6 separate regions of the Homo sapiens genome follow, and regions 1, 3, 4, 5 and 6 are each linked to region 2. The links are chromatin contacts, found by Hi-C or POLR2A ChIA-PET in ENCODE. All regions are on one chromosome and are shown on one strand. The core of a region is the stretch at or near the end of the contact, and the rest is flanking DNA. Distances in the headings are between cores, read along the strand shown.

Evidence for each region. A loop is a pair of places that touch in the nucleus more often than their neighbours do. ChIA-PET counts read pairs that join two places held with the same protein, here RNA polymerase II (POLR2A). Pooled maps may share reads with other maps.
Region 1: a loop to region 2 is called in a map of PC-3, with 3 times the contacts of the local background. The contact joins two enhancer-like sites. A Hi-C loop is called at or near these places in 1 of 168 maps with a recorded cell type or tissue (PC-3) and 3 of 50 pooled maps. POLR2A ChIA-PET finds 5 or more read pairs at or near these places in 4 of 52 experiments (AG04449, BJ, activated CD4-positive, alpha-beta T cell and 1 more).
Region 3: a map of CD8-positive, alpha-beta T cell shows a loop between it and region 2 (9-fold over the local background). The contact joins two enhancer-like sites. A Hi-C loop is called at or near these places in 4 of 168 maps with a recorded cell type or tissue (B cell, CD8-positive, alpha-beta T cell, head of caudate nucleus and 1 more), 1 of 37 single-sample maps with no recorded cell type and 10 of 50 pooled maps. POLR2A ChIA-PET finds 5 or more read pairs at or near these places in 1 of 52 experiments (IMR-90).
Region 4: a pooled map shows a loop between it and region 2 (2.7-fold over the local background). The contact joins two enhancer-like sites. A Hi-C loop is called at or near these places in 1 of 50 pooled maps. POLR2A ChIA-PET finds 5 or more read pairs at or near these places in 3 of 52 experiments (HEK293, activated B cell and activated CD4-positive, alpha-beta T cell).
Region 5: a map of naive thymus-derived CD4-positive, alpha-beta T cell shows a loop between it and region 2 (8-fold over the local background). The contact joins two enhancer-like sites. A Hi-C loop is called at or near these places in 1 of 168 maps with a recorded cell type or tissue (naive thymus-derived CD4-positive, alpha-beta T cell), 1 of 37 single-sample maps with no recorded cell type and 7 of 50 pooled maps. POLR2A ChIA-PET finds 5 or more read pairs at or near these places in 4 of 52 experiments (HEK293, IMR-90, activated B cell and 1 more).
Region 6: a pooled map shows a loop between it and region 2 (2.7-fold over the local background). The contact joins the promoter of LINC02774 here to the enhancer-like site in region 2. A Hi-C loop is called at or near these places in 1 of 168 maps with a recorded cell type or tissue (astrocyte of the cerebellum) and 3 of 50 pooled maps. POLR2A ChIA-PET finds 5 or more read pairs at or near these places in 2 of 52 experiments (K562 and activated T-cell).

Annotation. Positions count from the first base shown.
Region 1 is chr1:244,209,232-244,213,558 of GRCh38, forward strand. No RefSeq gene overlaps it. Among named protein-coding and RNA genes, the nearest start is that of SPMIP3, 140 kb to the right of the region's middle. Within about 2 kb of position 2,105, at least 3 of the 41 ENCODE cell types and tissues checked have a DNase peak (open chromatin) inside an H3K27ac peak, as active enhancers do.
Region 2 is chr1:244,072,233-244,076,461 of GRCh38, forward strand. No RefSeq gene overlaps it. Among named protein-coding and RNA genes, the nearest start is that of ZBTB18, 23 kb to the left of the region's middle. RefSeq lists an enhancer at 2,584-2,633. Within about 2 kb of position 2,724, at least 4 of the 41 ENCODE cell types and tissues checked have a DNase peak (open chromatin) inside an H3K27ac peak, as active enhancers do.
Region 3 is chr1:244,271,395-244,275,959 of GRCh38, forward strand. The region is part of intron 1 of LOC105373262 (a long non-coding RNA gene); the gene reads right to left. Among named protein-coding and RNA genes, the nearest start is that of SPMIP3, 79 kb to the right of the region's middle. RefSeq lists a silencer at 1,668-1,894. Within about 2 kb of position 2,562, at least 21 of the 41 ENCODE cell types and tissues checked have a DNase peak (open chromatin) inside an H3K27ac peak, as active enhancers do.
Region 4 is chr1:244,317,469-244,322,224 of GRCh38, forward strand. All of the region lies in intron 1 of LOC105373262 (a long non-coding RNA gene), which reads right to left. Among named protein-coding and RNA genes, the nearest start is that of SPMIP3, 33 kb to the right of the region's middle. RefSeq lists an enhancer at 2,064-2,473. Within about 2 kb of position 2,068, at least 9 of the 41 ENCODE cell types and tissues checked have a DNase peak (open chromatin) inside an H3K27ac peak, as active enhancers do.
Region 5 is chr1:244,296,557-244,300,872 of GRCh38, forward strand. All of the region lies in intron 1 of LOC105373262 (a long non-coding RNA gene), which reads right to left. Among named protein-coding and RNA genes, the nearest start is that of SPMIP3, 54 kb to the right of the region's middle. RefSeq lists an enhancer at 3,166-3,235. Within about 2 kb of position 3,060, at least 30 of the 41 ENCODE cell types and tissues checked have a DNase peak (open chromatin) inside an H3K27ac peak, as active enhancers do.
Region 6 is chr1:243,915,816-243,920,577 of GRCh38, forward strand. LINC02774 (long intergenic non-protein coding RNA 2774) reads left to right here and starts at 1,587. Exons shown (of 12, transcript NR_033883.1): 1 at 1,587-1,711.

The sequences.
Region 1 (4,327 bases), core at 855-3,354, 140 kb after region 2:
CATTGTAAGACTGAGAGAAGAGTCAGTAAGAGCCTCTAAAAGAATATTCACAAGCTGGGATGGAAACCAGACAGGAGAAAGAATCCAGGGATCATAGTGTAACAAGAAGTCGAAAACAATCGGTAGCATCGAATGCTGCTAAGATTTAAGCAAGAGGAGAACTGAAGACAGGCTCCTGACTGCCTATTGATTAGTGAATGTTTAGCATTTCAGTTGATTGGAAGGATTAGAAATCAGGCTTCAAGCCAGGCATGGTGGCACATGCATGTTGTCCCAGCTACTTGGGAGGCTGAGGCGGGAGGATCGCTTGTGCCTAGGAGTTGGAGCCTAGCCAGGGCAACATAGTGAGAACTCCGTCTCCAAAAAATAATCTCTAAAAAGTAAAAACTAATTTTTGAAAATTAAAAAAAGGTTTTTAAAAGAAATCAGGCTTCGTCGGTTTGAGATTTGAGCGTGAGGTACAGGAAGGCAGCAAGAAACATAATTTCCTCTTTTAAGAAGGTTGGGAATGAAAGGGATATATTTAAAGCACTCTGTCTTGTATTAAATTTATTTGAGCCCTTAGTGATTTGAGCCCTTGGCGTTTGTTTTTGCTTTTTTTTAATTTTAACTTTTTTTTTTTTAGAGACAGGGTCTCACTCTGTCACCCAGACTAGGGTGCAGTGACACAATCATAGCTCACTGTAACACCCAACTCCTGGGCTCAAGAGATCCTCCAGCCTCAGCCTCCCAAGAAGCTAGGACTACAAGTACACACCACCATGCTAGACTAATTTTTTTATTTGGCTATGTTCCCCGGACTGGTCTCGAATTCCTGGCCTCAAGCAATGCTCCTGCCTTGGACTGCCAAAATGCTGGGATACAGGCAGGAGCCACCACACCTCACCTAGTGTTGGTTTTAAATGCTGAGGGCAGAGACTTCCTCTTTCTCTTTATATCCTTACCCCCACCCCCACCCCGTGGTGACCAGCAGTGTTCAATACATGTGTGTTTATTTACTTGTGGGTGCTTGGAAACAATTTCTTCCGTCAATGATTTTAAACATTGTTCATCGGGGCTTTTTTTTTTTTTTTTTTTGTCCTGTTAATCTGTATTCTCTAAGAAGAAACAGGTAACTAAATAGACAAAGATAAACGTTCATAGATTCACATCTGAGCTATCACAAATTCTGAACTTATAATAGCCCAAATTAAGATTTATTTTTGTAATTTTGACAGTCCACAAACCCATAACATAAATCAATAAGAGAACAGGATTTGCATCACAACTCACAGCATCATAAAACAGCTTATAAACAACTTTGATGGGAATCCCTATTACATAAAGAAATGTTCCCCCGGCCTGCCTTCTCGGGCCAGATATTGGAATGAACTTTATGTTTGATTGTACTTCCCAGAACCTGACATTCTCTTTAGGATCAGGGTTATGATTCTTTCCAACACTAGACCCCAAGCCGCCGCATTGGCTCTGAACACAAAACCATTTCCAACGTGTAACGCAAAGGAGATTTCGTGTGCACTGTTTGCACAGACGAAACGCTCATTTCCTATGAAAATATCACAGGTTCCCATCCTAGCCACTCTTCTCCAGCAGCCCTCCCTTAGGTGAGCCCCAGGATATTCTGGAAGTCTCTTTATTCGTAAGGCTGGCATCACCGCCTGTGTCTGCGAAGTGTTCACCAAATCCAAGCGGGTGGAGAAGCACCGATTCTCTGTAGCAGGCCTGAACCTTGCCAGATCCTTTCAACATCCCCTGAGCCTTTCCAAAATGGAGGGCTCGCCCGGCCTGCTCGGAGCCAGCGTCGGTCAAGCCCGGTCTGCTCTGCTGAGACTTGGCACACCACGCCTGGGGCGCTGCGGCTCCCGGCCCAGCCCACCGTGCCAGCCCCTCCGCAGCGGCCTCCAACACCCGGACTCTGCGCACACAGGCCCTGGGTACTGGCGGGCCTGGGTCTCCCTGGGGCCCTGGAGGCAGAAAGCAAGCACTCATTGAAACACAGGATCAGCTGCTCCCATTACTCAGGGACAGAGCGGAAGCTAAGGAACTTGACAGCGGATATGGGAGCCAAGTGGGAATTCCACCCATGGCGCCCTCTACCTTCTGCAGGCTTCAGTGCAGGTCAGGAAGCACCTCTGCGCATCCACAGGGTTCAGTGTTACCTAAACCCAGAGCGTCCCATTGGCGGGAAAGTCATCTTGCGTGTCTCTTTTATGTTCTAAATGCTGCCCTGTTGTTCTGAAACATGAGTTAACCACTCACCAGAAAAACACCTCAACACACACGCTTGCAAGCACTAAGGTTCCTAATCAAGCCAAATTCCTTCCTTAGCCAGTCTTGGGAAAAGAAGTGTTAAAGAGAGACACCATCCACACCTAGCCTCTCTAGGGGGTGCTGAAGTTTTTTACTGACATATAAAAAAGGTAATTACTTGAATTCATTGGAACTTAAAGTGGCTTGCTCCGGCTCCGTCTCCGCCAAAGAGGCACTTAGTCATTTCTTCTCTTGTCCATCATAACAGGCACTGCGTCCAAGATATTGCCCAACTCAAATCCTGTAATTCCCTCTAAGTCTATCATAACCTTCCAAAATAAGCTTGTTAGTTTAAAATAGCCTTGTAAATAGCACTCACCAACTCACACAAAGCAAATAATGATTTATACCTGAAAAAAAGGAAAACCGTCAGCATTTGGCTCATCCTACAGGAAAAAAAATGATGTATTTGTGGGCCACTGTTTTAGCAATATTTACTTGAAAACCTAACTTTTCATTTTTTTATTGCAAGAATGAAACATGACTATTAGGGAAATTTTAGAAAATACAGCTAAGAAATAAAATAAAATAAATAAACTATAATCCCATGCTGGAGATGCAGCTTATGCTAACATTTTGATTTGTACTCTTCCAGGTCATTCTTTCTCAAATTCATCCTCAAAATGGGATTGTAGTGCTCACCATCCTTTTTTGAGAGGCCGTTTTAGAGAGTGAAATCTGTGTCAAGAAATAACTGAGCACGCTGGGCAGTTTTAGCCACTGAAACCCAACCAGCCTCGTGGAGTGTCAGGTCATACTCATTGGGTTCAAATCATAATAGCTTCATTGGGTGTTCGGCCACATTTTAATTCCATGTCATGGTTCTGGGCAATGGGAGGGAGCAGGGGATGGGGGAGCCAAGAGGACTTACTGTAAGTCAACATGTTTGTTGATCCTGGAACAGTAGCTGAGCCAGAGGACAGGGACGCCTTGCAGGGCAGACAGACAAAGAGTGGGGAGATGGTGCCACCACACAGAAGGGTAGGCTCTATTCTCAGGCGGACAGACCCTGGGGAGTCTCTCCATCTGCGGAGAGGACAGTGGTCAATGCCTCATGCTCTGCAAGGCTTTGGGTCTGTCAGAAGAGGACCCTCCCCCAGCAGGAGACTTGTTTATTTGGCATTTAACCAAAAGCATTAGGGCTCCTTTCAGAAATATTTGGTCAGGGGCCAATTATTTTAGCATATACTGCAGAGAAAGGAGGTCAATTTAAAGAAAGTTTAGATAAAACAACAGCAGACACAACAAAGCAGCCCTTTAAGGGGCAAAGATGTGGGTGCAGTGTTTCTAGGGAAGGGACACTGACCCCATTCCCTTGAATATGGACAAAGAAGCTCATCAAAGAAGCTCACCAAACCCAGTCATTCATAAGCATGAAAGAGGCCCTCATGCTTCTGCACCCTGGCCAGGAACCAAAGACTCCATCAGCTTTGACACAATCAGTCCTATTAATATGGAGAGGCCTTAGGATTGGAACAAATTCTTCTGGGCAGTCAACTTGCCTTAAACGATCTGCCAAAGCCCATCCCAGTGTTGTTCGTACACAGCTGAAAAATATCAAGACTTTAAGAGGGGAAAAGGAGGAGGGAAATGGAGCCCACATTTCCTGAGCTCTTGCGAACTATGGAGCATTCCACATTACCTCGTGTTGCCTTCCCGGTAGTCTCAGTATTATTGTTCCCATTTCACAAATGAGAAAGCTGAGGTTCTGATGGTTTAAGGGACTTGCCCAAGGTCCCCCAACAATGTGTCAGAGTTAGCACTCAAAGCCCTGTGCGTGGGTTCTGCAAGTCATCTTTGGAACCTCTAAGCTATTCTGCTCCCAATCTCCTTTTTAGCGTTCTTTGTTTACCATTGATCCTTTCCCCCTTTTCATCAGAAGAATAATCCGTTTCTATGGGGCATTATAATGAATGGGGAATCTTGATTTTTCATAGACTTCCTTCAGGAAAGAACCAGAAGTTGAGATGAGGGTGACCCTCACATAGATGGAAACTTTTGTATTCCTCTGTTTTAG
Region 2 (4,229 bases), core at 1,474-3,973:
CAAAGTGCTGGGATTGCAGATGTGAGCCACTGTGCCTGGCCTGCACTCCAATTCTTGTGATTTGTATTTGGAGGGCTTTCGGGCCTGACATTGGGCTGCTGCCTCTCTTCAGGCCTTTGTTGATCTTCCTGCCTGCCTGCTGCGTGGATGGGGTGCAGATCCAGGCTTGCCCACTTCACGATGGTGAGAGCTTGGGCACATGACAGGGTCCCTTGAACCCCAGTTCCTCACTAACATAGGGATTTCAGCAACTCTCTCTTAGAAAGGCCATGGGGACGTGTGAGTTGGTACCTTTCAAGCAGTGGAAGCATCGTCTCTGCTAGGATCCTTTCAGTCACTGTTTTCAGTGACCGAAAACAGACACAGACTAGTGTGAAGAAAGAATAGACTTTATTAACTCACACGGCTAGGAAGCCCAGGAGCAGCGCTGGCCTTGGGGGTGACTGGGCACAGGGCTGAAGATGACACTAAGTTCTTTCATTCTCTGTTTGCCCTCCTCACCCCATTTTCATGGGTTCGCTCCTGTATTTCCAGCTGAAAATGGGCTTTCCTCACATAATGGGGGAAGCTTGCCAGAGGTGGAAATGGAACTAAGGTAGAGGGAAAATGTTGACGAAGTGGCTACTGCACACTTGGGCCTGGGGATACAGCAGTTCCTGCCGTCATGGAACTTACTTACCAGCCAATGAAACAATGAAACCAAAAATGACCATAAAGTATCATGAGTGTTATAAAAGTGAAGTGCACCGAAAGAGGGGTCGCGCTGTAAGTGGAGTCCAACCTGGCTGATGTGCCAGAGAAGATTCTTCAGAAAGTGGCAGGGGAAGAGGAGTCAGCCTGTAAATAAGCGGGTGGAACAGTGTTTTGGGCAGAGAGTTAGCATGTGCGAAGGACCAGACAGAGAACTGGGCAAATCTGAGGAAACTGTCAGATCTTTCTCAGTCCAGTGGGTCTGGCTAGAGCACGATGGGAAAGGTGTATCAGTTTCCCAGGGCTGCCAAACAAATCACCAGCAACTGGGTGCCTTCTAACAACAGTCCTTTATTCTCTCATTGTTCTGGAAGCAAGAAGCCCAAAATTAAGGGGTTGCCAGAGCCATGCTCCCGCCAGAAGCTCCATGCGGGAATCCTCCCTTGTCCCTGAAGTTCCAGTGGCCGGTGGCTCCAGGCGTTCCTGGTGGCTGCACCACTCCAATCTCTGCTTCTATCTTCACGTGGTCTTCTACTCTCTGTGTCTTCTCTTCTGCCTCTTTTTTTTTTTTTTTTTTTTTGTGATGGAGTCTCACTCAATCACCCAGGCTGGAGTGCAGTGACACGATCTCGGCTCACTGTAGCCTCTGCCTCCTGGGTTCAAGCAATTCTCCTGCCTCAGCCTCCCGAGTAGCTGGAATTACAGGCACCCACCATCATACCCGGCTCATTTTTGTATTTTTAGTAGAGACGGGGTTTCACCATGTTGGCCAGTCTGGTTTCGAACTCCCGACCTCAAGTGATCCTCCCGCCTCGGCCTCCCAGAGTGCTAGGATTTCAGGTGAGAGCCACCGCACCAGGTCTCTCTCTGCCTCTTAAAGGACACTTGTCATTGGATTTAGGGCTCACCTGGGTAATCTAGGATGATCTCCTCATCACAAGATCTTTAACTTAATGGCATCTGCAAAGACCCTTTTTCCAAATGAGGTCACATTCAGAGGGTCCGGTTGTTAGGTGTGGACATATCTTTTTGGGGATCACCATCCAATTGAGAGAGATGCTACTGGGCTGGTCAGCCAGGCCAGGACCTAGGGGATCTGGGCCTCATCCTAGAGCAGGAGAAAAACATTCCATTTTGCACTCCAGAAAGAACACTGTGGTTGTGGATGTGCCATGTGAGATGCAAGCAGGGTGGCTGGCCTGTCAGGAGAGGACCGCTGTGGTCCACGTGACAGGTGATGGAGGAATGGGCTGAGGCAGCAGCCCAGCCAGGGATGGAAAGAAGGGTTTGGGTCCCAGTCAAACTTAGAAAAAACAAGTCAACGGGACTTGGGGACTGATGGGGCTGGGTGGCTGGCGGCAGGGTGGAGGCAGGGTATCATTGGATGATGTGTATCAATGTGATACGTATCCCTCACATTAATTTTTCCCAGGAGACAGTGCTAGGAGGATGGAAAGAATATTGGCTTTGAAATTGGCGAAACCTTGGTTGAATTCCCAACGCTATTCCACTTTCCAGCTTCTTGACCTTGGTTGTGTTTCTTACTATTTCTGAGCCTCAGTTTTCTCCGACATAAAATGGAGATAATAATACTGAAATCACAGGGCTCTTGAAGGAATTAAATGACAGCCTATGTGGCGTAGTGGGCTCTGGGTGGCCACCTGGGCACCACAGATGTGATGTGCTCTTTCCTCCTCCTTCCTCCTGCCTGACCAACGTCCCTTCCTGCAGGGGCTTCCCCGGGCGCTCAGCTGCACCCACCTCCTACTTCTCTCCCACTTGCTTCCTGCACGGCTGGCTCCACCCCACCTGCAGCCTTTTTTTTCTCCTGGGACCTGCCCACGCATTGCCCTCTCCACTGTCCTGGAAACTTCAACAGATATTTTCTCACCTGTTACCCCTAAGTAGCCCAGGCTGCAAAACGGGTAGTCTTAGCGCCTTGAAAGGGAACCTGAAGGGCTTGCTGAGTTTACTGCCGGCTGCGATGTGTTCGTTCACTGGTTTATTCCTGCATCTATGCATCCACTCCCTCAACAAACACTTCGAGTGGGCGAGGCATTGTCTCGCACCGCGAACACTGAGCTGAACGGAAATGTGGTTCTCACCTCATGAAGTTTACTAATTCTACCAGGCAACCCGCCCTCTCTGAGCTCATGAATTTTCTGGTTGCACTGATTTAATGGCTTCACTCTCTGGCTTTGACACCCCCACAGGTAAAGTGAGGGAGAGCGGGAGGAGCATGAATTTGATTGTCCAGTCTCATCCGGGCTAGGTGGACATTAGGACACACAGGCAGGTTCCCAGGAGGTGGAACAGAAGCTGGAGCTTCCCTGAGAAAGCAGACACCCCCGTCCTACCTCTCAGACACATTTCCGTCTTCACTGGTGATGTTTTTCTCCACCCCGTTTCTTGCCACTTGCCATTCATAATCACTGCTCTTGGTCTGGTAAGCAGAGAGGGCAGGACAAAAATTTGATTTACTTACGACAATGTTTTACAAGCTTGAGCATAAAAACATGTGGTTTCCTGGGACTGGCCATCCCAGGAATTTGGCTGGGACATTAAGGAGTTGGCTGGCACTAACTGTAAGTGCCTACCACTTCCTACCCTCCTGGGGGAGGCTTGCCTTGCTCTTCTGAGCACTTTCTAACTTCAGGCTGTCTGGAGCCTCAAGGTTCTCCAACGTATGCAAATGCATGTGTTCTGACACAAGATGCAAATGTCAGGAATCCTCTTTTAAAAGGGCCAGTCTCTAAGACTTGCAAAAACGGCGACCGGAGACTGACTTAAACCTACCACCCGGAAGAGATGTTGGCTGTGAGGAAGGGAGAAACAATGAAGTGTGAGATGGTGTGAACTCTGGAAGGCAGAACCTTAGGGAAAAACGAAAGAGTAATTTCGTTCGTTGATGAATTCATTTATTCTACTAAGTATTGTGCAGAGCACTATAGGGTTTACCAAGAATAAAAATTGTCTCTATCATGGAGGACCTAAAAGAGATCAGAGAGAAAAGTTTTATTCTCGGTTTACCAAGAATGACAATTGTCCCTATCCTGGAGGACCTAAAAGAGACCAGAACCTTAGGGAAAAACGAAAGAGTAATTTCGTTCATTGATGAATTCACTTATTCTACTAAGTGTTGTGCAAAGCACTATAGGGTTTACCAAGAATAAAAATATTGTCCCTGTCCTGGAGGACCTAAAAGAGACCACAGAGAAAAAGGCAAGTACACATGAACATGTGTTTTGCTTTGAGGATCGTGCAAAAAAGCTGATATGAGGCGAGCACCTCATGTTTAACGTACTCTGCTTCACTCGACATAAATTCCTGCTAGCTTCCCTAACAAAGTTTCAAGGTAGGCACTAACACCATTTTACAGATAAGGAAACTGAAGTTGAGAGAGTAATTTTTCCAGGAACCAGGGTTCCAACCTAGATCAGCTGACTCTGAAGCTTATTAAATCCACCTGTGGAAAATCAAGTTAAGAAACAGATTAAAGGGGCCAGGTGCAGCACTTTAGGAGGCTGAGGTGGGCGGAT
Region 3 (4,565 bases), core at 1,312-3,811, 200 kb after region 2:
TTTCCAGAAAAGTTTTCAACCCCTGATCTATTGGAATACATTTGAGTCTTCTATCGTAAGTGTCCATAAATCTGAGGCTGAATGCTGGAAATTGAACTATTTAGCTCTAGAGCCAGTTAAGGTTTACAAGGCCCAGTGGTTGGAAATTGAGACCAAATGAATCTGAAGGTGAGAACCAAGAGGTTTCCGCCTCATCACTGTGTAGTTCTGAAGCGAACTGTAGATCAAAAGAAGGCTTGAAAAGAAAAAAGCAACAAAATAAAAATGAGTTTTTTAAATGCTAGGCAGCAAAATGGAATTGAAACAGGACTAACCTGAGAGTTAGCCAGCTGTGCCGTAGTGCCTGGTCTGCCACCAATGAGGTGTGCGATGGGGGCAATTGCTTCACTTCCCAGGGGCTGTTACATGATTTGTAAAATGAAAGGCTCACTCATTCACCAAACATTTCTTGAACTCCTCCTAGGGGGAGCTTGCTGTCTTAGACACGAACGTCTGGACCCGCTAATCTCTAAGATGCCTTTCCAGCTTTAGAGCTCAATTTAAAGTGTTGGGTGATACCGGAGCTTTGTGGAGTGGCTATGCGAGGTGCCTGGAGTTAACATTCACACAGTGCTTTTGGTTCTGCGGCATTTTAATGATATTCACCATGGTAGTAATTTATCGCCATCTCTTCTTTCCAAATAGATAGCGTATTAGTGTAAGTCCAGTCCATCAAGCAAGCTTCTTCCATCTGCGAGGGAGGAGGCAGCCCCCGGACAGCTGTGGTTGGGACCTTCACCTTGAATTATGTAACAGTAGCAGGGGATGGGCAGATTGGCCTTCTGAATTATGCTTCCTTAGACTGGCATTTACATGAGTTCGCGGACCCTAAACACTCACCAGCAGACACAGCGAGGATGGCTTTATCCCTGGAGTAATTAATCCATGTAGCAAAGGGATCTCCAAGGTGCTGCCAACAGTCTTGGGATAATTGAGACCTTACAGCAAATAAATCCCCCAGAATCACGACCGCTTTCACCATCCCAAAGCCCCAAAGTGAGAACCACCTTCCAAAAACTCAGAATCCAAAGCCTGTTAATCCCCTTTTGTGGCAAGCCCATCCTCCTGGCCTGCCTGCCCTGCTCTCCTCCCCCATAATACCCATTCAGGGCAGTGACCCCAGTTGGCAACCCGGAGCCGCGTGGGCTGTGGTCAAACGACACCCAGATGAAAACTGCAGCTGATGGCCTGGCCTTTCGGGTCAGTAGCTGCTGTGCACAGCTCTCTCCCTGCCTCCTGAAGTTCAAATGCCAGCCTGATTTCTATCTGGAAGCATCCCAGCCCAAACATGGAACAAAAGTTCCCTCTGACAAGCCCATTTGGGTTCCAAAGTATGTTTTTATGTTTGTTGGCAAATAGAACTGTCACCAGCAACAATAACAACACTGTTTTCCCTCCACTGAAGCTACTTCATTTCTTCACATTTGTTCCAGGGCTGGAACTGGACAGATGAATAATGTAGGCTAGGCGGCTGGCCCAAGTCCTGACCTCGTGCCTCCAAAAGCAAACACAGAGGTGAAAATGGAGACTTGTTTGTTTGAACTCTCACTGCCTAATTTAAAAAAGAAAAGGCAAAAAGAAAAACAAACCTCCCACCATCCTATTTCATCAATGTAGACACTGATGGGTTTTGTTTTGTTTTGTTTTGTTTTTCTTTTCTTTTCTTTTCTTTTTTTTTTTTTTTTTTTTCCATGTCTTACTTTTTGAAACATGGAACTACAGCCCTCTACTGGTGCAAGGAATGAAGCCAATTTCTCAATCATCGAGGCTACCCTGCCATCTTGTGGCCATGTGAGGGATGCACACGTGTAGATCAATTTCTCAGCATCACAAAACAGTCTAGGTAAGACGTTGGAAGGGTTCTTCAAAATATTCACATGGACTTTCATTTAAGACATTTCTTGTATCGTTTGGGGAAAACATCAATGGGATTTGGAGTCAGAATGTTGGTTCCTGCGTTTAAGCTCTGTCAGTGATTTGTGACATCATCCCTGAGCAAATAATTTCATTTTTAGGAACCTGTTTTCTCATCTGTAAAATGGAGGTCATAATAAATGTTTGATTCTTGGAGTTTTGTAGTGTTTACATAAGATCATGCATATGAAGAGTGCCTTGTCCACTTTAAAATCATATGCACATGAATATATTAAAAATCCCTAGAGAAGTAGTTTCTATCATCATACTTGGTAAAACTTTAGAAACTTGAAATCGGTTTCAATGACTAACCTTACTATAGTCTAAAGCCCTGGCCTCAGAATAAAGAGAAGGACTTTACACTGTCTCATGCTTTCCTAAAGATACATACTGCCAAGTCCTCTCCGTTTTCATTTTTCTGATTTAAGTCAAGTCAGTTTCTTCGGCCTTGCTTCACGGGGCCAGCCAATGAATAATGAGGAGTGTAGATGCGTCTTGGGAGGTGAAATAACTTTGCTTACATGGAATCGCAAAGTGCTCATTAGTGTGGGGGCTTAGGTATTTGGCTCCCTCGTCTTTTGGAAAAAGCCCAAACCAGACACAGCAGCTAAAGGAGCCCTCATAGGATGTCTGTGCTGCACGATGCTGACGCAAGATGACTCATCACACACTAGCTGGGTTTGGCCACTGCTTCTGTGCAGCTGTTTGCAGAAAGCCAAAAATTTCTGGTGCCAAGCTGGGGGCTTGGTGAACAAACCCAAATGTTACTGTCCTCATCTCCTGCTAAATTTCAGTCCTGCTCGGGCCGTGGCCCAACCAGTGTTAAGTCTACTGATGAAAGTCCAAGTCACTGTCCTCTGTGCCCTCTCGTTACTGTGTCCTCAGGTTACTGAATTTATCATTCATCTCACTGATGCATAAGGTAGGCTTAGGGTACATTTGGCAGCAGGATCAATAGTTTTGCAAAGAGAAAATAGATGCCAGCCAAAGGAACATCGAATCCTTGGGCGAATGATGAGGACGGATGACTCATGTCCAGGCCATCTTCCCTCCGGGCTGGGCTCCGCTGTCTCCATACTCACCTTCTGTCTCCAAGTTTGGTTCACTAGGCCCATCCTCAGGAAGCCTCCCTTAGGATCCAGGATGAGTCACCAGCACCCCAAGTGTGCTCGCTGGTGAGGATTATAGGAGGGGGAGGTAGGCTGTGTCTACAGGAGATCCTGGGGCACATCTGGGGGATGGAGGTGAAAGGTTATCCCTCTGTCCTACAGAATGAGGGTCCCCCTTCAATCCCCTAGAGGTGACATGCCAGAACGCCTGAATCAGAGAAGGCACTCATTCCTCCCACCTAACTCTTTTTATTTTTTTTAATACTGAGTCTTGCTCTGTCACTCAGGCTGGAGGGCAGTGGTGGGCTCCCAGATCACTGCAACCTCCGCCTCTCAGGTTCAAGTGATTCTCCTGCCTCAGCCTCCCGAGTAGCTGGGATTATAAGTGCACACCACCATGCCCAGCTAACTTTTGTATTTTTGGTAGAGATGGGGTTTCATCATGTTGGCCAGGCTGGTCTCGAACTCCTGACCTCAAGCAATCCACCTGTCTTGGCCTCCCAAAGTGCTGGGATTACAGGCGTGAGCCATTGCACCCGGCCTCTTCCACCAAACTCTTACAGGGTTATCCCAGAATCTTCCAGAGACACCACCCTGTGGATGCAACCTGGGGCTTTCTTCTCCACAGGCCATGTCTGAAAATAGGAGGTTCTTCCTCTCTTCCACACTGGGAGAGAGATAGCAGTCAGGGAGAGAGAGCAGACGGGGAGAGAGATAGCAGTCAGGGAGAGATAGCAGTCAGGGAGAGATAGCAGTCAGGGAGAGAGATAGCAGTCAGGGAGAGAGAGCAGACAGGGAGAGAGATAGCAGTCAGGGAGAGAGATAGCAGTCAGAGAGAGAGAGAGCAGACAGAGAGAGATAGCAGACAGGGAGAGATAGCAGACAGGGAGAGATAGTCAGAGATAGATAGCAGATGGGGAGAGATAGCAGTCGGGGAGACATAGCAGTCAGGGAGAGAGATAGCAGTCCGACAGAGATAACAGACAGGGAGAGATAGCAGTCGGGGAGAGATAGCAGTCAGGGAGAGATAGCAGTGAGGGAGAGATAGCAGTGAGGGAGAGATAGCAGTCAGAGAGAGAGATAGCAGTGAGGGAGAGAGATAGCAGTGAGGGAGAGATAGCAGACAGAGAGAGAGATAGCAGTGAGGGAGAGAGATAGCAGTGAGGGAGAGAGATAGCAGTCAGGGAGAGATAGCAGTGAGGGAGAGAGATAGCAGACAGAGAGAGAGATAGCAGTGAGGGAGAGAGATAGCAGACAAAGAGAGAGATAGCAGTGAGGGAGAGAGATAGCAGACAGAGAGAGAGATAGCAGTGAGGGAGAGACAGCAGTGAGGGAGAGAGATAGCAGTGAGGGAGAGAGATAGCAGACAGAGAGATAGCAGTGAGGGAGAGATAGCAGTGAGGGAGAGAGATAGCAGTGAGGGAGAGAGATAGCAGTGAGGGAGAGTGATAGCAGTGAGGGAGAGAGATAGCAGTGAGGGAGAGAGATAGCAGTGAGGGAGAG
Region 4 (4,756 bases), core at 818-3,317, 240 kb after region 2:
CATGATTTATCTTAACGTACTCATCACCCATCAAGGTGCATGCTGCCTGCTTGGACATATAGTCTCTCTTTTATGATTATTTAAGCTGTACTTACATTTCATGCTTCATGGCAGAATTATTTAACTTAAGGGCCTTAAATATCAGGATTTGTGGTGGGCCCAAAAGGCAAGGAATGGCATGGGGAACACTGTCTCCCCATGGGTCGTTTTTCTAGAGACAAATGTACTAACCTAGATGGAATAATTCTCACACTGACTTTAGAACAGAATCTGTAAGTTCAGGGTACAGAAGGTTGATCATTTTGGTTAGAAATACTTGAGAGGGGCCAGGCACGGTGGCTCACGCCTGTAATCTCAGTACTTTGGGAGGCCGAGGTGGGTGGATCACGAGGTCAGGAGATCGAGACCATCCTGGCTAACACGGTGAAATCCCGTCTCTATGAAAAATACAAAAAATTAGCCGGGCGTGGTGGCGGGTGCCTGTAGTCCCAGCTACTCGGGAGGCTGAGGCAGGAGAATGGTGTGAACCCAGGAGGCGGAGCTTGCAGTGAGCCGAGATCGTGCCACTGCACTCCAGCCTGGGCAACAGAGCGAGACTCCATCTCAAAAAAAAAAAAAAAAAAGAAAGAAATACATGAGAGGGATTGTTGGATAATCCTACTCACCACGAATCTGGAAGAACGATGTGACACTGCATTAAATTTAACATTTCACCTTGGTAGCTATGCCAATCACTTGGTAAGTTAGTTACCATTTGAGGTTCCAAAAGTAGGTAAAAAGTGAATGAGCCAGGCTCAGTGGCCGAGGCTGAGGCAGGAGGATCACGTGAGGCCAGGAGTTTAAGACTAGCCTGGGCAACACAGCAAGACCCCATCTCTTAAAAAAAAGAATGAAACCACCCTTCAACCATTCTGGTTCTATTCATAAAAGAGTTTTGTGGGGAGGGATAGTTCCTTTTCACAGAGGGCACTGATTAAAAAGCATTGATCAATAATCAATGATTATTCATTTATTCATTTCGGACCTGGCTAGGCCTTAACGGTATTTTTTACAGGAAGTCTTTGCCACAGAGGAATTTGGCCTATGATTTCACAGCCACTGATAGGGCGTCCAGGTTGCTTGGTTTCAGTTGGGCTAGGCCATCCCAGGTGTGAATAAAAAGAAATGGTCTCAAAGTTCAGCCTAAACCCATGGGCCGTGAGGCTGCACGGGGCCATTTTCACTCCCAAGACTGGAATACTGTGTGTATGGGAGCCATTGTCCGTCATGGTCTACAGCGATTCCAGTGCCTGCAGTTGGACTGATGTTCCCAGGGTGCTCAGTGCAGTTAACATCAGCCTGTGTGCAGGGAAGCCCAGAGAGGAGGCCTGAGTTTGTGGTTTGGGGTTTTGTTTTGTTTTGTTTCATTTTGCTTTTAAGTCAGAAGAAAAATAAATCAATTTTTTAATTAAATGTTATCACTACAAGAGTGTAGTAATCTGCTTAAGACTACCTTGTGATTTCCCTCTCTCCCAAGGTTCTTAACAGTAAAAGAACATTGGTTTTTGAAGATAGAAAAGAGAGGGAGGTCTAGGTTGTGAGTTGCATGAATCCCATTTGCACATTCTTATGCCTCTGAGGTACAGAGGCGTTTGTACTTGAGGGTGGCAAGATTTAACAAATAAAAATACAGGTGCCAATATTTAATTCAAATTAAACTTGAATTTCACATAAATAATGAACAAGTTTTGGCATAAGTATATCAAATAAAAGTTTAACAAATATTTAACAAATAAAAATTTAACAAATAAAAATACGGGTGCCAATATTTAATTCAAATTAAACTTGAATTTCACATAAATAATGAACAAGTTTTGGCATAAGTATATCCCAAATACTGCATGGCATCGTGCAGAGTGTGTTCCAGATCTTGCAGGGGCCTGTATTTTATCTGGCAACTCTATTGTCTTTTCAAGTGAAAACTGTGTGGTTATGCAAAGGACCTTGCAAGGCGAGGGGACCAGCAATTTGCCTGCCCATGACAATCTGAAAAGGGGTAGTGAGCTCCAAGAACTGTGATAGGAGGGATAACAAAGAGGAAGACAGCTCAACAAAATCAAACCATCTCGTCAAATACAAATAAATGTAAAAGGGAGTTTACAAAATTCTATCAGTCAAAACACACTGATAGAATTGAGTTGGCAGACAACTGAAACAACATGCAATTGACGGCTTACAATGAACAAGCCATGATTTACAGTCCAAGAGGAGCAGGATGAGGCACGATGGTGGTGGCCATGTTGATTTCCGGTGAGAAATGGAGGAAGTTAATGTTGGCCTGTGGTTTTAGAATTTGTAAAGGTTGAGCAAGCCTCCACTGTGATGACTTTACTCTCTGTGGGAAGACTGTTGCTCCATGAGAGAGGCCCTGACTCAGTGCAGAAGGGAGATGAGAAGAAGAATATAAAAGACATTAAGAAATGACAGCCCTGAGGAAGGCAATCATGACATCCAACCTACAAATCCTCTGAAAACTTAAACTTGCCTTCCCCGGCCAGGACGCAGGCCAATGTATATTCACACACATCAGGGGTTTCCCTGATTTCTAAGTCCCTGAAGAGGCTCGGTGGTGTTCTCAGTTCTAGGTGTGATTTGACAAATTTCTAATGAGAAAATTATACATGAAAGTGTTATTTTTGACCATAAGCAGTGGTTTATGCCTGTATTCCCAGTGCTTTGGGAGGCTGAGGTGGGAGGATTGCTTGAGGCTGGCCAGGAGTTCCAGACCAGACTGAGCAACAAAACCCCGTCTCTACAAAAAACTAAAAATAAAACGTGAGGTGGGGCACAGTGGCTCATGCCTGTAGTCCCAGCACTTTGGGAGGCTGAGGCAGGTGGACTGTTTGAGCCCAGGAGCTCAAGACCAGCCTGGGCAACATAGTGAGACCCCCACCTCTAAAAAAAATAATAATACAAAAATCAGCTTGGCATAGTGGTGCATGCCTCTAGTCCCAGCTACTTGGGAGGCTGAGGTGGGAGGATCACTCGAGCCGGGAAGGTCAAGGCTGCAGTGAGCCAAGATCACACCACTGCACTCCAGCCTGAGACACAGAGCAAGACCCTATCTCAAAAATAAAATAAAATAAAAATTAGCCAGGCATGATGGTACATGCTGAGGAGGCTGAGACTGGAGGATCACTTGTGGCCAGGAATTGGAGGCTGCAGTAAGCTGTGATCGTGCCACTGCACTCTAGCCTGGGCAACAGAGTGAGACCCTGTCTCTTTAAAAAAAAAAGCGTTATTTTAAAAAAAGCTCTTGCACCTCAGTTTTTATTATTTGCAAATCCCTACTTCACTCTGACTTTTGATCACAAACTTTCAATGCATTGAATATAGAATCTAATTCAGAAGAACAAGTTCTGTGACCTTGGCAAGTCACTGCTGTTTCCTTGGTTTCTGTCTCTAAAACACAGGGGGATGGACCAGCTGATTATAAGGTAGCGTCCATCAGCCTGGCTAACATGGTGAAAACCCATTTCTACTAAAAATACAAAAATTAGCCTGATGTGGTGGTGTGTGCCTGTAATCCCAGCTACTCGGGAGGCTGAAGCAGGAGAATCACTTAAACCTGGAAGGCGGAGGTTGCAGTTAGCTGAGATCACGCCACTGCTGCACCCCAGCCTGGGTGAGGCCTGAGGTGAGACTCTGTCTCAAAAAAATTTAAAAAATTAGAAAAAAATTTGTGTCTAACATGCTCTTCTATGACTCCATGATTATGGAAAGTGTATTTTCTGATGGCCCAGTCTACATTTAGGAGAGGATATTCAACCTTTTTATTTATTATTTATTTATTTATTTTAATTTTTTTGAGATGGAGTCTCGCTCTGTTTCTCAGGCTGGAGTGCAGCAGCGCCATCTCAGCTCACTGCAACCTCCGCCTTCTGGGTTCAAGTGACACTCCTGCCTCAGCCTCCTGAGTAGCTGGGATTACAGGTATCCACCACCACATCTGGCTAGTATTTTTAGTAGAGATGGGGTTTTGCCATGTTGGCCAGGCTGGTCTTGAACTCCTGACATCAAGTGATCTGCCCGCTTAGGCCTCCCAAAGTGCTGGGATTACAGGCATTAGCCACCGTGCCCGGCCTCAATCTTTCTATTTAAAAGCGTCATTATTCCTTATTCAGAAAATAGGGTGATAACTGTAGCACCTTCCAAGTACAACCATAAATAGGATATTACCAGAAAGTGATTACGGCATGAAGAATTCTAAAATGGTCCCCATGATCTCTGTCCCCTAGTATTATCCTCAGGTTATATAGCAAGGATGAAGGACTTTTGCAGATGTTCCATCAGAATCACTGATGAATGCAATTCTGCCCTTTGCATTTCATCCCTTTGGCATAAGGCCCAGATGCAAATAAAGCTAGTGAAGAAAGTAATAGGTAAACCTTGCAAGTCATTCATTCTTCACTGTGGATAAGGTTCCAGGTGACTTTAAATTAACCAAAAGAATATCCTGAGCAGGCCTGACTTAATCATTGGAAGTCCTTTGGAAGAGGAGAACTGGGCACGGTGGCTCAAGCCTGTAGTCCCAGCACTTTGGGAGGCTGAGGCAGGGGGATCACCAGAGGTCAGGAGTTCGAGTCCAGCCTGGCCAACATGGTGAAACCCTGTCTCTACTAAAAATACAAAAATTAACCAGGCATGGTGGCACACGCCTGTAATCCCAGCTACTTGGGAGGCTGAGGCAGGAGAATTGCTTGAACCTGGGAGGCAG
Region 5 (4,316 bases), core at 1,810-4,309, 220 kb after region 2:
ATTTGTTCAGTCACACAGCAGATAAGACACAGGGCTAGCAGGGAATCGCCAGATCAGCAACATGCCCATCCTGTGTCTTCACGTCTTACCACACGGCCTCCCAATGAAACAAGGAAGCTCTGGAGTCCACAAACAGATCTTGAGACAAAAAAAAAGAAAAGAAAAGAAATAAAAAGCAAACAGGAAACTCTGAGGACTGGGAGCAGGAAGGGGAAGATAGTATATGTAGGCCCAAAGACTGGAATCTTGGCTCAAACACTGCAATGTCACTCTCAGAAGTGGATGGAGGCCGTGCACGGTGGCTCATGCTTGTAATCTCAGCACTTTGGGAGGCCAAGGTGGGTGGATCACTTGAGGTCAGGAGTTCGAGACCAGCCTGGCTAACGTGATGAAACCCTGCCTCTACCAAAATAATAATAATAATAATGATAATAATAATACAAAAGTTAGCCGGGTGCAGTGGCATGTTTCTGTGATCCCAGCTCTTCAGGATGCTAAGGCATGAGAATCGCTTGAACCCAGGAGGTGGAGGTTGCAGTGAGCTGAGATTGCACCACTGTACTCCATCCTGGGTGACAGAGTGAGACTGCCTCAAAAAAAATTAATTAATTAATTAATTTTAAAAAAGAGAGAGAGAGAAAGAAGAAAAGAAATGGATGGAAAATTAAGTGTTCACTTGAAAAAATAAAAATAAAAAAAGTGATAGAAGATACGGCTGCAAAAGCAGCAATGAACTGGCTGAAAGACTGAAGCTCTGTCCTTAGATTGAAAAGTGAGGCGATTCCAATATTCAAAAGCTTGGTACTTTTGTGCCTGACTGAGTTGTAGCCCTCGTCCAAGAGATTGTCCAGGAATGGAGAAAAATAGCTTTATTTGAAGGCAGTGGTAGAAAGAGAATAATAACAAAGTTGTTTTTTAATCCTAAAAGAGCAAGTGTCCAGGAGAGGCCAATTTATAAGGAGGTTCTGGAGTAATGTCAGTAATAAAACCTCCCGGGAAGATGAAATACATGCCACTCTGGCTCTCCAGCTAGTAGGTGCTGATGGGCCCCCAGCAGCCACCAAAATTCTATTTCATTGACTCTTATCCCAACATCCTTGATAGAGGAGATCTAACTTTGCAAAATCCTCTCCAAGTGTTTCGGGGATCTTGGGTTTTGTCGTTTAAGCTCATAAAGAGTTCTCTCACGTTCCTTGGCCCTGGGCCCCTCTGTTGTTTTTTGCTTGTGAAGCCATTTGAGGGCTGCTGTGTGCCACCGTCACAGCTGTGTGGCAAGCCTAGAGTCATGCTGTTATAACCACCCGATGGGTGCTTCCTGCCCACTACACAAACAAAATCCATTCACAGAGACCACAGCATTGCAGATCACAAGGTCAGGAGATCGAGACCATCTTGGCCAACATGGTGAAACCAAGTCTCTACTAAAATACAAAAATTAGCCAGGTGTGGTGGTGCGCACCTGTAGTTCCAGCTGCTCGGGAGGCTGAGATAGAGTAATTGTTTGGAAGTGGAGGTTGCAGTGAGCTGAGATCGCCCCACTGCACTCCAGCCTGGTGACACAGCAACACTCCGTCTCAAAAAAATAAAAAGAGTTTAATTGACTCGAGGTCAGTCATGCCACATGGGAGATGGAGTTATCACTCAAATCGACCTCACTGAAGGCTCAGAGGTTAGGAGTTTTTGAAGGGTAGTTTGGGAGAAGGGATGGAGGTGTCTGGGCAATGGGTGCTTGCTGCTGATTGGCTGGGGGTGCAATCATAGGGGTGTGGGAAATGGTCCTCCTGTGCCTGAGTCCTTTGTGGGTGGGGCCACAGGAGGGGTCAGTGGGTCTAGGTGGAGGCATGAGTGTCAGACATCAAAAAAAAAGACTGAAAAGATATCCCAAAGGCCAATCTTAGGCTCTATAACGGTGATATTATCTGCAGGAGTAATCTGGGAGGTTGCAAATCTTATGACCTGCAGAATAATGGTTGGCAATCATTTATGTCTACACCTTAGCAGAATTCAGGCTCCTCTACCCTGCTAGCCTGGTGGTCTCTCATTACTTTTACAAAAGCAGCTGACTTTGGGGAAAGGGCTATTATCATTTAACTCTCAAAGTTAGCTTGGCCTACACCCAGAAATATTAACAATTAATGGCAACTTGAAGGCTAAAGGCAAGATGAGGGTTGGCTAGATCAGATCTCCCTCACTGCCATAGTTCTCTCACTGACCTAATTTTTGCAAAGCGGTTTCACTGTGTTTCTTGTAAAGGTAGAGGAGAAAGCCCCTCTCCTCCCTCCCTCCCTCTGTGTCACATTTTATTACTTGTGTTAGTGAGCACTAAAAAATGTAAGTCCTGGGTCTTGTGTGAAAAGCTTGCAGTTTTAGGCTGGGCGTGGTGGCTCACACCTGTAATCCCAGAACTTTGGGAGGCCGAGGCGGGTGGATCACCTGAGGTCAGGAGTTCGAGACCAGCCTGACCAACATGGTGAAACCCTGTCTCTGCTAAAAATACAAAATTAGCCGGGCATGGTGGCGGGCGCCTATAATCCCAGCTACTCGGGAGGCTGAGGCAGGAGAATTGTTTGAAGCCGGGAGGCGGAGGTTGCATTGAGGTGAGCTCGCACCACTGCACTCCAGCCTGGGCAACAAGAGCGAGACTCCAAAAAAGGAGACAGAGAGAGAGAGAGAGAGAGAAACGAAAAGCTTGCAGTTTCGACATGCCCTGCTTCTCTGCAGAGACACAAGTCCATGACACTGGTGTCGTGGTTCCTTTTCACTCTCATTGTTTTGGTTGTTTCAGTTCTTTCCCCCCATTTCTCAAACAATCTCCTCCCTCTACTGCAACCAAAAAGCCCCATGCCTCTTCTCCCACCACCCTGCAGACTCAGACAAGACTGCATCTCAGCTTGCTCTCAGGCTGAGAGCACTGATAGCTTGGCTTTATCTAGCAGACAACAGGAAGCCTCTGAAGGGCTCTGGGCAGAGAAATCGTTAGGAAGATGCATCTTGGCAGTAGTTCCTCAAATGAATTGGGCGGTAGTGAAACGTCTTGATTCTCAGAGCAGACTCAGCGTGGGACGGCACACTGGTGCCACCTGGAGGCGGCCGGCCTCAATTACAGACGCAGTTTACAGAAAGCTGACAAAACCCTTCTGAAACCAAATCTGAAACAGAAAGCCATCGAGTGACTTTTTAGCGCTACAGGAAGAGTGGTCTGTTTATTTGGGCTAAGCCAGCAAGGAACAAAACTTCAGGGAAGTGGCCCTGCTAGAGACTCTAGGACTAGCCTGGCCCTCCATGTCCTCCTTTGGGAGAGGCTGACTTACAAGGAGGTTCTTTTTTTTTTTTTTTTCTTTTTGAGACGGAGTCTTGCTCTGTGGCCCAGGCTGGAGTGCAGGGGCGCGACCTCGGCTCACTGCAAGCTCCGCCTCCCGGGTTCACGCCATTCTCCTGCCTCAGCCTCCCGAGTAGCTGGGACTACAGGCGCCCGCCACCACGCCTGGCTAATTTTTTGTATTTTTAGTAGAGACGTGTTTTCACCGTGTTAGCCAGGATGGTCTCCATCTCCTGACATCGTGATCCGCCCGCCTCAGCCTCCCAAAGTGCTGAGATTACAGGCGTGAGCCAGCGCGCCCAGCCACAAGGAGGTCCTTGAATTAGTTATTTTTGTAATAAAACCTCCCAGGATGGGCTGGGGAGCGCCCACCCCACCACCACCACCACCGAAATCTGTTTTGCAACAGATTTGCAAACCAACATATTTGCCAAAATACAGGCTTGTCATTTCTCAGGAGAAGGGGGATAACTGGTTCTTGCTTCAAGTGAAAACCACCACACAGGAAAGAGAATGTGTCCCTAGCACGGTGGCTCACACCTGTACTCCCAGCACTTTGGGAGGCTGAGGTGGGCAGATCACCTGAGGCCAAAAATTCAAGACCAGACTGGCCAACATGGTGAAACCCCGTCTCTACCAAAAATACAAAAATTAGCCGGGCGTGGTGTTGGGCACCTGTAGTCCCAGCTACTCAGGAGGCTGAGGCTGGAGAATTGCTTGAACCCGGGAAGTGGAGGTTGCAGTGAGCTGAGATTGTGCCACTGCACTCCAGCCTGGGCGACAGCGAGACTCCATCTCAAAAAAAAAAAAAAAGAGAGAGAGAGAATGTGTTCCCAGACTAGAGACAGGGTGTCACAGGTGACAATGGCAGTCAGAGCCTGCCCTGTTAGCCTGCCCAGGTTTTTCCAGTACTTTTTTATTTTCCCTAAAGATCCTGTGATTTACAACACAACCTAGGCATTAACAAGCAAGGAAAACTAGAAATTGAAATGAAGCG
Region 6 (4,762 bases), core at 337-2,836, 160 kb before region 2:
GATACATTGGAAAATATGGAAACACAGGACAACATAAAACTCATTCACAGCCTTTAAGCACAGCTAACATTTTACACGCTCTTCCAGACATATTTCCTTATACTTTTTTTTTCAAAAAAGGTACTGTGATATGCAAATTTGCTTTCTTTCTGTTACCAATATGTCGCCAACAGTTTTCGTTTGTGTGGATTACTGTAACATTTCTAAACAGTTCCCTATTGATGGGCATGTGGATCTGTTTCCATTCTTTAGGTATTAAGAACAGCACATTGACCCTTCTTCTATCCAAGTTATCTGGCATATTGTAAATTATGATCTTAGGATAAAACTCCATAAATAGAACTATTGGGTCAAAAATACACATATTTTGAGGCATTTGATAAGTATTTCCAAATCATCTCTTAAGTGCACTCCCACCAGCAATATATGACATGGCACATTCTACATCATTAGATCTTACCTCCACTCCCTGTTTCATAGGTGAAATCTGATATCTCTGTGCTGTTTCATTTCTTTAATCTGTAATGAAATTGAAACGTCCCCCTCTCCCTGCTCCAACATATTCAACACAGTTTTCTGACTCATGCTCTAAAATCTTTACAAATCTCCCTGAACTTTCCGGATTTTGTTTCCTGCCTTGTTGTTTTCAGAATTATTACGTTATTCCCAGGTATGCAGCATATTACTTCCGGTATTTTCCAGAATACCAAGGAGATCATTTGTCATCTGTTAATAACCCCCTCTTTCATCCCTGTTTTTCACACCTTGGCTTTTAAACCCCCTTCTCAGAGGTAGGGATTCTTCCTCAGTTCCTTGAGGGGAAAGTGGAGCTGGTGGAGGTGAGAGCGCTCATTGAACCTGCATCCTTACTGAAGCAAGAGAACTTCCACCCGGGCCAGGTTTGCTGGTGGAAAATGCTCTGATAAACGAAACCGTCTCTTCCACGTCTTCTCCATTTGACTGGCGTGTGAACTCGTTGCTCTCGCTAAATGAGGCCGCTGAGATGGAAACATAGATGTGTTTACGGCAGGGTGGCAGTGCAGGTAACAGGGAAGTCCTTGCTAGGGACATCAGCAACTTGCAGCTTAGTGGTGGAGAAAGCGCGCTCTGGAGGCCTGGTTCCACATCCAGTGCCCCCTGGGCTCGTGTGTGCCTCAGTTTCCTCATCTGCAAAATGTACCTACTTCACAGAGTCTTTACAATTCAGCCACTCCCTGCAAGGCTGTTATAGCCTGGTGCATTGAAAAGTGCGAAGAGAATGGAAAAGGAGAGAAGGGCGGGGAAGGGAGGGCTTAAAAAGTGGGGGAGAGCCTGGGTAGAACAGAGAAGCGAGCAAGAACAGGTGGGAAGAAAAACAGCAGCCTGATCCGTCTTGCTTTTCCCTTTTCTCCATGCAGCCAGCACTTTTCCTTCTCACTCTCCCCGCACGCCCACGCCCACCCGCTTCTGCACCGAGAACCTCGAGGCGCGCACGCACGTGGAGGTGACGCCAAGCCCAGCGGCGAGGTCGGGGCTGGGGGTGGGGGGAGCCGGCGTCCCGCGGGCCCCCGAGGCCGGGGAGCTCCGCCAGCGCATTGTGCGAGCGAGCTGAATGCAGCCGAGGGGCGAGCGCGCGGGCTCGCACGGATTAGCCGTGCTTTCCCATGAGCCACAAAAGAATGCCCGAATCTGGGACATCTGTCATCAAGGGGCAGGCTGCTCAGGATGCAAGGTAACCAGAGCTTTCCTCGGACTGCTTCAGTCTTTGGGGACGTGGGGTCACCCTAATCCTTCCTGTTTATATTGTGAACGCGTAGGCAGCGAGACTTAAGCTCTGCGTCGGTCAATAAGCATCACGACGCAGGCATTCCTGAGCGGCTACGTCCTCCGGTTGCTTTCTCGGTTTTTTGGAAGAGGCAGCGTTGCCTCCCATTTATTCAGTCCCCTCACAGCAGCGCGGCTGTAGCGCGCCGCAGAAGAGCGCCCCAACGCTGCCGGCCCCTGTTTTGTTTCTTCTTTCTGCATTCATCCACTTTGTCCTCCCATTATGGCGACGAGTTCAGAAGATTGTTAATATGCAATTGTCCAGACACGTCTAATCGAAGAGTTAATTCTCAGAAAATGACAAGTTTATTATGGTGTTTGTGGAAGCCAGGAGATAAATTAATTGGTAGAACCCTATTAAAATGTACTCAGAATTCTCCCCCAAATCACACATGTTTCTCTTTCATTCAAATTCGATGCTTTTCAGAACCTGGACTCTCAAGGCTGCAATTTGTGCAATTAAACGTCTGTTGTTAAAGTTTAATACTGTTTTAACTCCACTCCTAGTCAAAGGAAAGCGAAAGCATCCTGGAGTGGAGCCTGAAGTCAGAGCTCACAGAAGAAGGGCTATCCCCGTGGGGCCGCAGGGAGGTGATCTGCTCCTGGAGACAGAGCCCACCCGAAAGGAGCAACATTAGAGGGTTCCAACAGACACACCTGAGTTCCAAAGGACCAGCCCCCAACTAAACCTGTTTATCTTCAAGAAATAGTGAACGTGTTTTTCCTAAGTTGTTTATTTACTGATTCAGTCCACAACCATGTGTGAAGGGTTCAAAGATTCTGAGCCTTGTGCTTGGAATTGGAAGAGGAAGCGGATGGATCTGCTTTTGAGGGGTTCATGAGGGAGAGGATGAGGAAAGGCAGGGAAGTACATGGTTGGGTGTGCTGAGTGCCAAAGTCAGGTTACAAGTATATGATGTTTAGGAGAACAGAGAGGAGGCTGAGAGGATTGGGTGAGTTTTCCAGAGAAAGTGGTATTTGGAGAGGGTGTTAGCGCTGGTTCTCAGTTTGCTGGTGCTTTGGAAGGAACTTAGGGAGGGGACAAAAATTCATATTCTCTGCCCCCCCCCCCCTCCTCTACCGAGTTATAATAGAATCTTCGAAGGTAGGGCAGGGAACCTGTATTTAACAAGCGACTTCGCTGACTCTATGGTGGTCAGCTGAGCCTTTGGTCCCATTGAAAGCATGAGCGACAGTGGTGTGAGAGGAATGGTTTAGGGCTAATGGAACAGCATGTGCAAATACAGCAGGGGTGAGACCTTATTTGGCCAATGGTGAGTTGTTAAACCATTCGTCTCCAGAGCCTATGGTTGGTATTCCTGCAACAACTGTGTAGAAAGCCTTTACTTCTAGAATTTATTTGTTCCCTTAGGTTGACAATTTTATTACCCTAGTAGGAATCAATGGAGAAAAAACACACGTTACAGTACAGTTAAGTCTGAACGTGGTCGATAGCTCTTGGAAACTGCAACTTTAAGTGAAACGAAGTATAACAAAAATATTTACCATAGGCTAAATGATATAAACAAGCAAGTTCTTATGGCATATTTGTGGTCACAAAAACATTACCAAAATTCTAAATAAAGACTCAACGCCCTTCTAATATTAAATATTGAAATAAATGTGAGCTATAGACACACTTAAGAAAGATTAATAAAAACAAGTAAGAATTATTTACCTGATTATTCCAGTTCAGGATTGAGGGTGGCCAGAGTCCCTCTTGGTTGTTCAGGGCAGCAGCTGGGAACCCTCCCTGGACCCTGGATGGGATGCCATCCCATTGCAGGGTGCACTCACACACACAGCCACACTCACACTGGGATATTGTAGATACACCAATTTATCTAACATGCACGCAATCTTTGGGATGTGGGAGAAAACCGAGTACCTGGAGAAGACTCATATAGACATGGGAAGAATATGCAAACTCACACAGACGGCGGCCCTGGTGGGGAAGTGATTCTTTTTTCTCATCAGTGTTTTTTTGAGGCAGAGTCTTACTCTGTCGCCCAGGCTGGAGTGCAGTGGTGTGATCTCGGCTCACTGCAACCTCCACCTCAGGGGCTCAAGTGATTCTCATGCCTCGGCCTCCCCAGTAGCTGGATTACAGGTGGTGTCACCACACCTAGCTAATTTTTGTATTTTTAGTAGAGACGGGGTTTTGCCATGTTGGCCAGGCTGGTCTCAAACTCCCAGCCTCAAGCAATCCCCCGCACCTCGGCCTCCCAAAGTGCTGGGATTACAGGCATGAGCCACCGCACCCAGCCTTTCTCAACAATGTGATTTTGAAAAGATGTTGAATAAAATGACGGTATTTGAGGACCTGCCAGCTTGATTTAGGGCCCCTCTCCAGCAAGACAAGCACACACAAACACACTGCTGAAATGTATCCAGTTACCATAATGAGAGAGACCTGTTTTTCTGAGAGTTGCCAGATATCTCATACAAAGTCTTACATAAAAGGTAAATTCCTATTTTTAAAAACTAGATTAATGGCTGAATATTTATTTTATAAGTAAATAATTATTTTGCAACTGCATCATAAGATATGTAGTCATAAAGTCTTTCCATGTAATCAGCTGTGACAGAAAAAAAAAAGACTTTGAGATGCTTGTGGGGGAAAAGTTGTTGTATAGAACTGAACTGTAAAGCAACTGACCCTTTCTATTTTAAGCCTTGTCACTAGCCAGTGATATGAAGTGTTGAAGTATGAGAATGGAGAGATTTTTTAAATTTTCTCAACTAAGGAGGTATTCAAACTTGATTTTCTGTTTCATAATTAAAGCTTCAAGTCTTCTGACAAACACTACGGCAATACATGTCACCTCTGGTTATTTTTTCTTCCTTATTCTTAATTCATTGCTGAATGTTTTAAATAAGTCATTCCTTCTGTCTGCATTAACATTTAACTCCACACCTGCATGCAAAGATTTCCTTAAATGTAACCTTCCAGTGGAAC